2 separate regions of the Homo sapiens genome follow, and region 2 is linked to region 1. The links are chromatin loops, found by intact Hi-C in ENCODE. Cell type or tissue: GM12878. All regions are shown on one strand. Each heading gives the region's core, and the rest is flanking DNA. Links, peaks and the distances in the headings are about the cores only.

The links. Peaks named below come from ENCODE experiments on the same cell type or tissue, not always from the same donor. Only the 100,000 strongest peaks of a DNase experiment are listed, where the experiment ranks them.
Region 2: a loop joins it to region 1, with 2.7 times the contacts of the local background. A loop is called at or near these places in 13 of 110 quality-filtered maps.

Annotation. Positions count from the first base shown.
Region 1 is chr3:119,807,056-119,812,660 of GRCh38, forward strand. NR1I2 (nuclear receptor subfamily 1 group I member 2) reads left to right here. Exons shown (of 9, transcript NM_003889.4): 2 at 174-392; 3 at 3,006-3,139; 4 at 4,484-4,671. The coding sequence starts at 196. Among named protein-coding and RNA genes, the nearest start is that of NR1I2, 28 kb to the left of the region's middle. RefSeq lists enhancers at 2,641-3,144, 3,122-3,181 and a silencer at 2,652-2,911. In GM12878, for the core only: a CTCF peak has its summit at 3,292 (motif pointing right); a DNase peak (open chromatin) is centred at 3,216; H3K4me3 peaks cover 1,094 bases; H3K27ac peaks cover 600 bases.
Region 2 is chr3:120,195,360-120,200,614 of GRCh38, forward strand. The region is part of intron 3 of GPR156 (G protein-coupled receptor 156); the gene reads right to left. Among named protein-coding and RNA genes, the nearest start is that of GPR156, 87 kb to the right of the region's middle. In GM12878, for the core only: a CTCF peak has its summit at 3,160; a DNase peak (open chromatin) is centred at 3,158.

The DNA.
Region 1 (5,605 bases), core at 250-5,249:
CTCTTTATAACAATTCCAACCCCCATTCCCCGCTTTTTTTCCCCATGAGAGGTCAGCTCCCGAGTTCACAGGCCCAAATGTGAGTGATGCATAGAAGGGACAGAGTGTTTCCTCTGAGGCCTCTACACATCCCTGTCCAGTCTTTTCATTCTCTGTGGTTTTCTCATTTCTAGTCCAAGAGGCCCAGAAGCAAACCTGGAGGTGAGACCCAAAGAAAGCTGGAACCATGCTGACTTTGTACACTGTGAGGACACAGAGTCTGTTCCTGGAAAGCCCAGTGTCAACGCAGATGAGGAAGTCGGAGGTCCCCAAATCTGCCGTGTATGTGGGGACAAGGCCACTGGCTATCACTTCAATGTCATGACATGTGAAGGATGCAAGGGCTTTTTCAGGTAGAGTTACCCATCAGCCTTCACCCACGTGCCACCACTGACCCACTGGGTAACGTCTCAGGGCCTCAGCTTGACCTGTCCCCCAGGTTCAGAGTGTGGGCTGGTGGCCCACCCAAAGGCCTTGTAATTAGTCTCAAGGGAGCCATTTATATCCCAGAGGAATCCTTCATCTTCAGTCTTCCTGTTCTACCCAGGAAAGGTCTCCTTCCATTAAGATATCCCTTGGTTTCTCCATGTGCTCTTGAATAAAATGGAAAATGACTCAGTGAAAGATAAGGAATTTGAAAATCCCAAATCCAAGTGTTCACATCCGCCTTCTGGGGTGGTTGTTACATAAAGAATGGCATAAAATAAATGCTTAGACCATGGGAAGAGAAACAGACCGAAGGGAGGGGAAGGGCGGGGAGGGGAGAAAGCCATGTGTGAGGAAGCACTCCAGGTGCACCCTCCGGAGGGCACAGGGTATGCAAGGAGCAGCTCCCATCTCGGGAGCCACATGTGGGACCCTCATGCATTCCCAAGACAGCCAGCCTGACAGCCCTTTGCAGAGTTCTTCGTGGTGGCTGGGCATTCAAATGGAAAAGGGCAGGTTCCAGGGAGAAATGAACATTCGTGTTGCATGAGTTATAACAGGGGTGAGACACATCAGCAGTGTCAGACTGGGTTCAGCTACAAGTCACAGGACACTTGTCGCCAATTGGTTTGGCAATAAGGAAAATGTGTTACCTCTCCTAACAGGAAGTCTGAAGGCCTCCAGGTTAGTGAGTTCAGCAGCTCATTTCTTTCCATTTTTCTCTTCAGCCATCCCACCTGAGAGCTCTGATTGCAGTCTGGCTCCCCTTGTGGGGGCACAGTGCTGGGGCCCCAGGCAGGAATCATTATGTTCAGCAGAAGCGCACAAAGGCCCATCTTTGAGAGTAAGGAAATCTTTCCCAGGAGTCCCCTCACATTGGCTAGAGCCGGGCCCAGCCTATGCCTGAACTAGTCACTAGCAAAGAGCAGCAGGTATGTCCCTGAGCTGGGCACACGCCACTTGACTGTGTGGAAGAGGGTGGATGTCTGCACCAGCTCCAGATGCTGCTGGCACAGAAGAGGCTGCCCAAGCAGTGTTCGTGCATCCTGCCTCAGCATGCAGGAATCTTCTGCTCTCCCTTCCTCATTTGGGTACTATTCCTGGGACTCTCAGAAAAAGGCAACATGTTGTAGTGGGCAAAAGCTAAATCCAGTATCAGGCAGACCTGGATTCAAATTTCAGCTTGTCATGTACCTGGAGGACAGCTGGGGATCCATCGTCTCCAAGCCTCAGTCTCCCTCATCTGTGCTAGGCAGATGAGATTATGAGTTTCACAGGGTTTTAGAACTAAATTTACAAAACTGCAAAATACCTAGCCTAGCATCTGATACATAGCATACCTTTAAATAATGTGAGCCCCGGTTTCATCTTTTACCCATTCTCAGTGGACTTTGATGTAGCATCAGAGTTTTCTTACCCAGGCCAGTTGGGAAGGCAAAAGGCAGGGATGGCATCTGTGAAGAACATGCCCCTGGGCTGGTCACTGGTCCGAGGCCCGAGGCCTCCAAGCTCAAACCTGCCAGGTCACTGCGGGCTTGGCTCAGCTTCCCAGGCCTGCCCTCGGGGACCTCTGCAGCCCTACCTGGCTGTTCCATGCTCCTGGGCCAGCCTTCCCTCAGTTTCCACTCTGGACCAGAATCAGAGGCCAGAGCCAAGGGAGAGATTGTTTCTTTCCATCCAGCTGTGGAGATGGGGAAAGTAAAGGTAGGACTGCACTGACCGTGTCTTTTGTGGGACAGGCAGGACTTCCGGGCTGGGAGGAGGAGATCTTGTACCAGAGTCTCCAAAAGGCATCTGCCCCATTGCCTCTCTGCGCACCGCAGAGAGGGGTGTGCGGGCCCGTGGGTCCCGCCTGCACGCTCTGCTGTTCCAGGCGCTCGACCTCTTTGCCCCCTAGGTCAACGAGGGGAATCCACTCTGCCATGGGGAAGTCGCTGCCCCGTAGGGTATAAGAACTTCCCCATAGTTCACCCCTTCCTCCCTGGCCGCCCAGTCTGGAAGGGGAGCTGGAGAAGGCGGCGGGGGGTGGGGGGAAGGCGGGGGGGAAGGCGGGGGGGTGGGGCGGGCTTCTCTGGTTTCTTACCCTCCTGGGGTCAGGTTTCCTCAGCTCCCTCCCTTAAGGAGGGGAAATCGAGGAAGAGGCCCATCTCCATGGAAACTTTCTGGTAACAAGGCTGTGAAAGAGAAGGGGACAGGTGTTTCAGGAAGAAGGGAAGGCGCTGAGGATGGGCCTGGAGAGGAAGTGTCCCTGAAAGTGGTTTTGGGGCTGCCCGCGCCAGCGAAAAGCACGTGTCCCATTTCCTGCCGGAATGGCCAGAAAAGGTCTCCTCCCCGGCTCTGCCCCCTCTAGCTGAGTCCTGGACCTCTAGGGACTCCCACCTACACCCTTCCCATAAAGCCTGACCCAGCTGGGACGCAAAGGCTAGTGTCCCCCTCCCCGAGTCGGTAGGGGCTGGGGAGGGAGGTGGTATGGCCCGGAGCCCCAGGCCGAGGGCCCGGGCACCCGTGCATCCCCCCTTCTGCTCCCCATTCTCTCACAGGAGGGCCATGAAACGCAACGCCCGGCTGAGGTGCCCCTTCCGGAAGGGCGCCTGCGAGATCACCCGGAAGACCCGGCGACAGTGCCAGGCCTGCCGCCTGCGCAAGTGCCTGGAGAGCGGCATGAAGAAGGAGAGTGAGCAGTGGGCGCGCGGGCGGGCCGGCGCCGGGGTGCACGGCTCTGAGTAAGGACGTGCCGTGGGTGTGGGCATGCTTGTGTGGAGATGCGCGCCGAGTGTGCGCGTGAACACACGTGCACATGTGAGCTGGTGTCCGTGTGCAACAGGCAGCCACCTGGGGGAGCGCTTGCAGTCGGCCCTCTGGGAGATGGAGGGAGTCGGTAATCTCTGCCCTGGGATGTGTGCTGGGCAGCCCTGGACAGGGCGTGCCCTCTGTCTCCCCTCAGTTGCTCCTGCATCATTCTTTTTGTCCCCTTCATAATTGTTGTAATGGTTTGAAACCACATTTGCGGGTAGGAGTGTGAATCTGGGGGAGGGAAGCAGGAGCCACATGGGTGATAGGACCCGGGGCCTTCTAGGTGCTAGCCCCATCAGCTGCCCCAGACCTGGATCTTTATAGGGGAACTGTTTGCAGACAGGTGACATGAGGTGTTCTCATTCTACCTATTTAACTTTGATATATTTGTGCTCCTAGGTCACTATGAGATTAAGGCTCATGCGGAAAAGGCTAGGTGTTTCTAGTGCATATTTGTCTCCATGGAACACAAAGGGACCCAAAGCTGCTTCTTTCAAGGACAAGTTCTCTAGGCTGCTGGCAGGCATTCTTGATCTCTCCCCACCAAGGACCTCATAGCTTTGTTCTACACACATGAGTGGGCTCCAGAAATCCACAGAAGACCCTAAGGCTCTGGGCTATATAAGAAGTCTCTGGAGTTGCTATTTCTTGCTAAGCTGTAGCCCAGCTCTCTAGGGTCTTGGAGACCCAGACACCTCTGAAGAGTCTTGGTATATAATTCACCAGAAAATGATAATTGTAGATGCCATTTACTGAACATCTCTTATGTACCAGGAACTATATTAGGCACCCTACATGCAAGGTCTCATTTAACAGCGGTGCGAGGTAAACACGGTTTCTCCGGATCACAAAGGAGAAACCTGGAGGCAGGAGAGGTTAAGGAGGTTGCTTGGGGTCACAGGTAGTAAGTGGCAAAGCTTTCATGCAAACCCAGCGCCTTTGGATTCTGAAGCCCGTGCTCTTGCCAGGGCCCCACAGTGTCCTCACAAACTCCACTGCAGAGGGCAAAACACCAGCCTCACCTCATCTCTGTCCTCACCCAAGTGTTTCTCCAGAAGAGCCCACAGGCCTCTTGAGTCCAGACAGGGGAGAATTGCTTGTCACCATTACTTTCTCTTTTGCCTAACGGCTTCTGCTGCCTTGAGAGGGTTACACAGTGGCTCTCCAGGGGGCTGGAGGCTCACCAGGGGCACGTGTGCCTGAGCCAGCCTCACTGTCCCTGCAGTGATCATGTCCGACGAGGCCGTGGAGGAGAGGCGGGCCTTGATCAAGCGGAAGAAAAGTGAACGGACAGGGACTCAGCCACTGGGAGTGCAGGGGCTGACAGAGGAGCAGCGGATGATGATCAGGGAGCTGATGGACGCTCAGATGAAAACCTTTGACACTACCTTCTCCCATTTCAAGAATTTCCGGGTAGGAGGAACTGCACAGTGACCCGAGGTGTCACTGCCATCTTCATTCTCACATAGAAACTGAGGTTCCCCAAGGATAAGAAACTTATACAAGGTCACAGCTAATCAGTGGTGGAGGGTAGATTTGGAGAGCTGGTCCTGCATCTGTGCTAGCTCCTCAAAGCCTTAGTCTCATTCCCAAAGGTTCTGAAAGTGTGGTCCCTGGGTCAGCAGCATCAGCATGCAGATTTTCAGGTCACCTCAGATCTCCTGAATCTGAAGCTCCAGGGAGGGGCAGGACCCCCCGGTGATTCTGTTGCAGGTTCAGGTTTGAAAAATCACTGCTCTCTCCTTTAAGGCAGGTAGGAACTGGGTCTAAGCAATAAGTGGAGGGAAAGCTAGGCAGTTCCCCAGTGTTGCTGGCATTCGGGGCTTTATGAGGACAGGATCAGGACCTGTTGGGGGTGTGACTTTTGTGAACTGGTGTTTCTTGATCCCAGCACATTAACTATGTCTGTGCTCTAAGTGCCCTCCTTCCCCTTTGCACTGATAGATATCTCAAGTGGCCCTTCACAGCCCAAATAACTGGATTAGCCCAGTGACCTCAGATCTGCTCTTCCCATCCATAGCACCCTAAACCTTCTGAGTCTCCTGAGCCCAACATCTGGAATGCTTGGGATGACACACCATGGTTGCAGTCCCCCTTACCCTCCATTTTAACCAAGCAGGGATGTGTGTGACCATTAATTCATAGATCCCCAAAGCACCTTCATCTGATAGAGAACACCAGAGAGAAGAAACAAATGCTGTGTGTGTATATGTGTGAGGACACACGCATGCATGTGGGTGTGAATGCCTGCATTTGTGCATCCTCTCGAGCTGCAACTGTGGCTGTGCATGTTTGGCTGGGGCCTGAGTTGGGACCTGTCTATGAAAGCACATGCTGTCTCTCCTCT
Region 2 (5,255 bases), core at 256-5,255, 390 kb after region 1:
AGAGAGGCTTTTGCCATGATGGCCAGGCTGGTCTCAAACTCCTGACCTCAAGTGATCTGCCTGCCTCAGCCTCCCAAATTTCACTCTCCATTTTTTTTTTTTTTTTGAGACAGTGTCTTGTTCTATTGTGCAGGATGGAGTGCAGTGGGGCAATCTCGGCTCACTGCAACCTCCACCTCCTAGGTTCAAGTGATTCTCATGCCTCAGTCTCCCCAGTAGCTGGGTTTACAGGCACGCACCACCACACCCATCTAATTTTTGCATTTTTAGTAGAGATGGGGTTTCACCATGTTGGCCAGGCTGGTCTCGAACTCCTGACCTCAGGTGATCCGCCCACCTCGGCCTCCCACAGTGTTGGGATAACCGGTGTGAGCCACCGCGCTTGGCCTCTCCATTCTTGATACCATGTTTATCCAGGATACAATCATGTTAGGAGCAATGGAACTGGGGTTGAGGGTAACAGGTGGGAACACCAGCTCTGCCACTCACAGCTGACTAAGCCTGTCTGACCAGGAAACAGGCTCCTATTTCCTCATCTGGAAAATGAAAATAACATCATCTTTTGTATCTACCCCACAGGTTATTGCAAAGATGAGATGATGTATGTGCCAAAACTGTTTGCAAACTTTAAGATGATGCAAAAATATTACTTTTTAGATTTTTGATGTAACCTTCAGCTCTCAGTAAACACCAATTTTTTCCTGTTCTAGTACATTCTGTACATTACATTCAGATTTATTAATCTTCACATGCCACATTTATATTTAGCAAAAGAGCTACATGTATAAACAACAAGCTTCTGTGGTTTACCTTAAGTCTCCTGTATCCAAATTTAAGATCTAGCCCTATCATATGATCCACTTATTCATTCAGGTCTGCCTCCTCAGCCTCCATGTCTTCAGATTGTGGACTTATGGAGAGTGATTTTCCTTAATTTCTTTATCTCTCCACAAAAGAAGGGGAATATGTGGTGAATATTAACTACAGAAGTAAGAACAGTGCTAACCAGCAGCTTCACAAAGCATTTTTTGAAGAAAGGTACTACATTAGAGAGACCAGTGCTGACACTGATTCAGAGCAGAGAGTACTGCTGACCTGGCACCGGCTGCACAGGGCAGTCAGAAGTTTGAGCAATGGCACAAGCAGTGGGACTCCTGCAAGACCCATAACCCAGGCCATTCCTCCCCATGGCCATTCTCACATTCCTGCACATAAGCCATGACTATCTGATGGTGACCTCGTCACCAAGCAACTGCCTGGATTTCACAGCCACATGTCTGTTTGGTCCAGATCACTGATCGGTACGTTTCTCTCATAATTTTTCTTTGGACCCACTTTATTTGAGTACCACTATACAATCAGTTTTCCTTTGAGTGATACAGTACTACATGAAATCCTGATTGAGGATTCCTTCTCTTTCTGATTTAGTTAAGAGGAACTCAATTTAGTTATTTTCCAGAAAATATACATTGAATAGTTTTCACCTCTCAGACAGTGGTGCTAATTCATTATTCAAATAGACATACTATGGACTTATATATGTATATTGTGATATTTTTCCCGAGCAATCTTACTGAAAACTTGCCTCAGGGAACAAAAGATGAATACAAGATGATTTCCCTTTTTTGTTTGGCCAAGTTAACACCTGTGAAGTCACTGAAAGGTGAATCATCTCCAATTCAGCAGGTGAATTATGTATGTCTGGGGAATGTCTTTGCCACGTTGGTAGGAATTCAGTCACCAATGTCATTTATATTTTTCTATTGAGCTAAAAGATGAAGCCTACATAGCTGAATATTTTAATCAGCCACAAACACATAATTTCCACAAAGCAAATAGATTTCAATATTGTATATTTAATTATAGATAGCCAGTACTATCTAGGTTACTTGTCTTCCATTTATGAAGAGTAAAAAGCCTGAATTGGGTTACTGTCAGTCAGAAACAAGGTGAATTTTTTTTTTAAAGGATTATATAGCTTTCTCATTATCTCTTCCTCTTCATTTATTGAGTGGAAATGTAAGACAAGAACTTGCTTGATTTTTCTATCCTCAAGTGAGGTTTCAATACATATAGATAAATATTGAACTACATCTGCAAAACCTGTATAATTCTGCATTATCATTTCAATAGTCTCTAATGAATTCAGATGCTTAAGCCACATCCACCAGCTCAATGGTATGATGTTGCAAAAACTTTATCAAATGTTAATTTCTCAACTTGGCAGTTTATTTTATTTGAAGTTACTGAGTCTGAAAACATGGCCAGAGAATGGAGCACAAGGTACTTGTTGGCATGCTGTGACTAACAGAAAACTTATCCTAAGATGTCACAAGACCATGCTCTCTAAAATGCTATAAAAATTGATGTAAATGGTATCACTGAGCTTTAACCTATCCAAAACCAAATATGAATGTCTTTCCAAAATGCTTTTTAATAAAACAATTAAAATTTAAATTGTGAAAATTTATCTGATTTCTTTATCAACTTACTGTTTTTGATCCATGCTACAATGGGATTGTAAATCTAACTCAAATAAAACTCCAAATACCTTTATCATAATGTTATCTGATGTGTTTCAGCAAATTTGATCTTTTAATATCTTGCTTATTTCTAATGTATACACTAATCTGCACCCAATTAAAATTCTGCACACCTCAAGCTAATATTAGTGTGACCTCTAACTATTTGTATTTAAAGTATCCATCATAAGGCCTGACCCCGTTCCCTACTCTCGTGCCTGGGCCACCATCCTCGTAGAACATCCTAGGAGATTTCATTAGCTTTTCAGCCTCCAGAGTTCTAAATTATTCAATCATAATGATTTCACTTTATTCCTCTTCAGACACCCATCCCCAGGTTACACTCTGGGTCTTAGGGTCACTCAGAATGGTTCCCCTTCAGGAATTGTAAACACCAATATCCCAACACCAATTTGACTACAATCTGTTCAAAATTTAACTCCAAGTCTCCCTCTCAATTGCTCACCTTCTTCCCCATTTCAGATAATGGCAACTCCACCTTTCAATTTGCCTGGACCAAAAACCTTGGAGTCATCCTGACTCTTGCTCACTACCCACATCCAATCTGTCATAAATCTTGTTGGCTCTATCCTCGAAATACATCCAGAATCTAACTCCTTCTCACCACCTCTGCTGCCACCACCTGATCAAAGTCTTACTTTGCATTTCTTATTTGGATTATTGCAATAGCCTCCTAACTGGTCTCCCTGCTTCTACCCTGGCACTTCCCTCAAGTCTATTTTCAACATAGCAGCTAGAGTAATCCATTAAAGAGACATAAGATCACATCACTTCTGTGCTCAAAACCCCACAATGACTCTCTATTTCCCAGAGGGAAAGCCAGTCTTTACCAGAGTCTACAAAGCCTACACACTCGATCCCTGTTGTTTCTTGACCTCATTTCTTACATCTTCTCCAGGCCCACTCCACTCCAGCCACACAGCCTCCTTGCTTTTCCTTGAAAACACCAGGCACTCACACACTGCGAGGCTTTGAAGTGGCTGTTCTCTCTGCCTGGAATATTTCAATACATGTATCTGCATAGCTCATCCTCTTTCTCTCCTGATTGTGTGTTCATATGTTACCTTCTCAACCAGAGCTATGATGACAACCCTATTTAAAATTATACCCTATCCTCGGAATTCTGAATTCTTATTCTGCTCTATTCTCTTCCCCTGCCCCCATCCAACCATAGTACTTATTACCTTTTAACATATTACATAATTTACTTGTTTATTATTATGATTTTATTTATTGTTTTCTCCTCCCAATAGCATTGTGCATGATGTACTCTCAGAACTAGAACACTACCTGGACACTGAAGGCACTCAATAAACATCTGAGGAATAAATGAGTGAGCATCCTATCCTCCAGCCCTCTCATGTGCTTACTCCTGCCACATTTGTACATTGACAGCCTATAGACCTCCAGTCACTTGGTTCTTTTGCTTCCTCATAGTTTATCAGTCTCTCTTACTGTCTCTACCTAATTTCAGATCCCTGGTTGGTCATCTGAACTGTTCTCTCAATAACATCCTATTCCCTTTTCAAACAAGCCCTTCTGCAGCATCTGCCCAATAAAACTCAGATCAGAGCCACAATCCATTGTCTGCTTTTGCATCCGGGCAGCCGAGTGGTGCAGGAGAAAATTAGACAACCTTGCAGATTGTTGCCACCAAAACTGACGTTCTCCAACATCAATCTGCCAAGCTTACTGTGCCATCTATCTTTTTATTTATTCTGAGTTATTTCTTTACATTTTCTTTGTGAGTGACTCACCTCACAGGACTCACAGAAACAAGAGCATGTATCTGTCTGGATGATGCCCTCAGTCTAGGTTTGGTGCCATCCTCTATGTCCCTAAAACACCCCAGGGTCTATGTGCATCAGTACAATTGTCATGTTATATTACCACCTTTTAATGTTAGTTCCACCGGACAGTTTCTACTCCTCAAAAGCCAGGCTGTTTCTTATTCTATAACCCACACCATAGTACGGTCTTTGGAAAATGGTAAGTGTTCCATAACCATCTGTTGAATGAATTCATTAATGGATATGGAAACTCCTTCTCTTCTTCTTTCTTTGTCCTCTTCCCTAATCTTATTTTTCCCTGGCAAAGCACTCCCCTATTAGGCAGAAGGCTGAGGGCTAAGCATGTGTGCCATATGGCTCTTAAAGTACTAGAGATCTGTGAGAGTTGGGGGAGAGTTAGGAACTGGTTCAATGCCTATGTGTTAGGAGGGGCACATTCTGGGTAATTGTAGTGGTTTCAGGGGGATCCCCACAGTCCCCTGGAATGGCTGAGAATTCCTTGGAATTAGTGAACACAAGGGCCAGAGATATTTGGGGGGCTCTGAGTGCTGTGGATGCTGTGAACTTCCATAGACACTGGGTTTTCACCACTTTAACAAATTTGCACACCCCAAACCCTCACTAAAAAGCTTTGCATTCTGGGTAAGCCCTTCCTTTGCCTCCCCTCTTAGCACAGAGCTGAAAAGAGCCTAAAAATAAACGAGAGAAAGCATCCTAACAGGATGCCTGTAAAGCTTTTTCCTCTCATTCTTTTTGTTTCTAGGAAAGTGCAGCACCTTGAAGGAGTGTATATTCACATATGCACTGCGTATATGTTTACTTGTCTCCAGTGAGATAGGGCCACTTGAAAGATTCTTTGCCAATGGCTGAATTCTTGCTGGAGAATTCTCCCAGGAAATGCTTTTGTCCAATATGTTTCTTA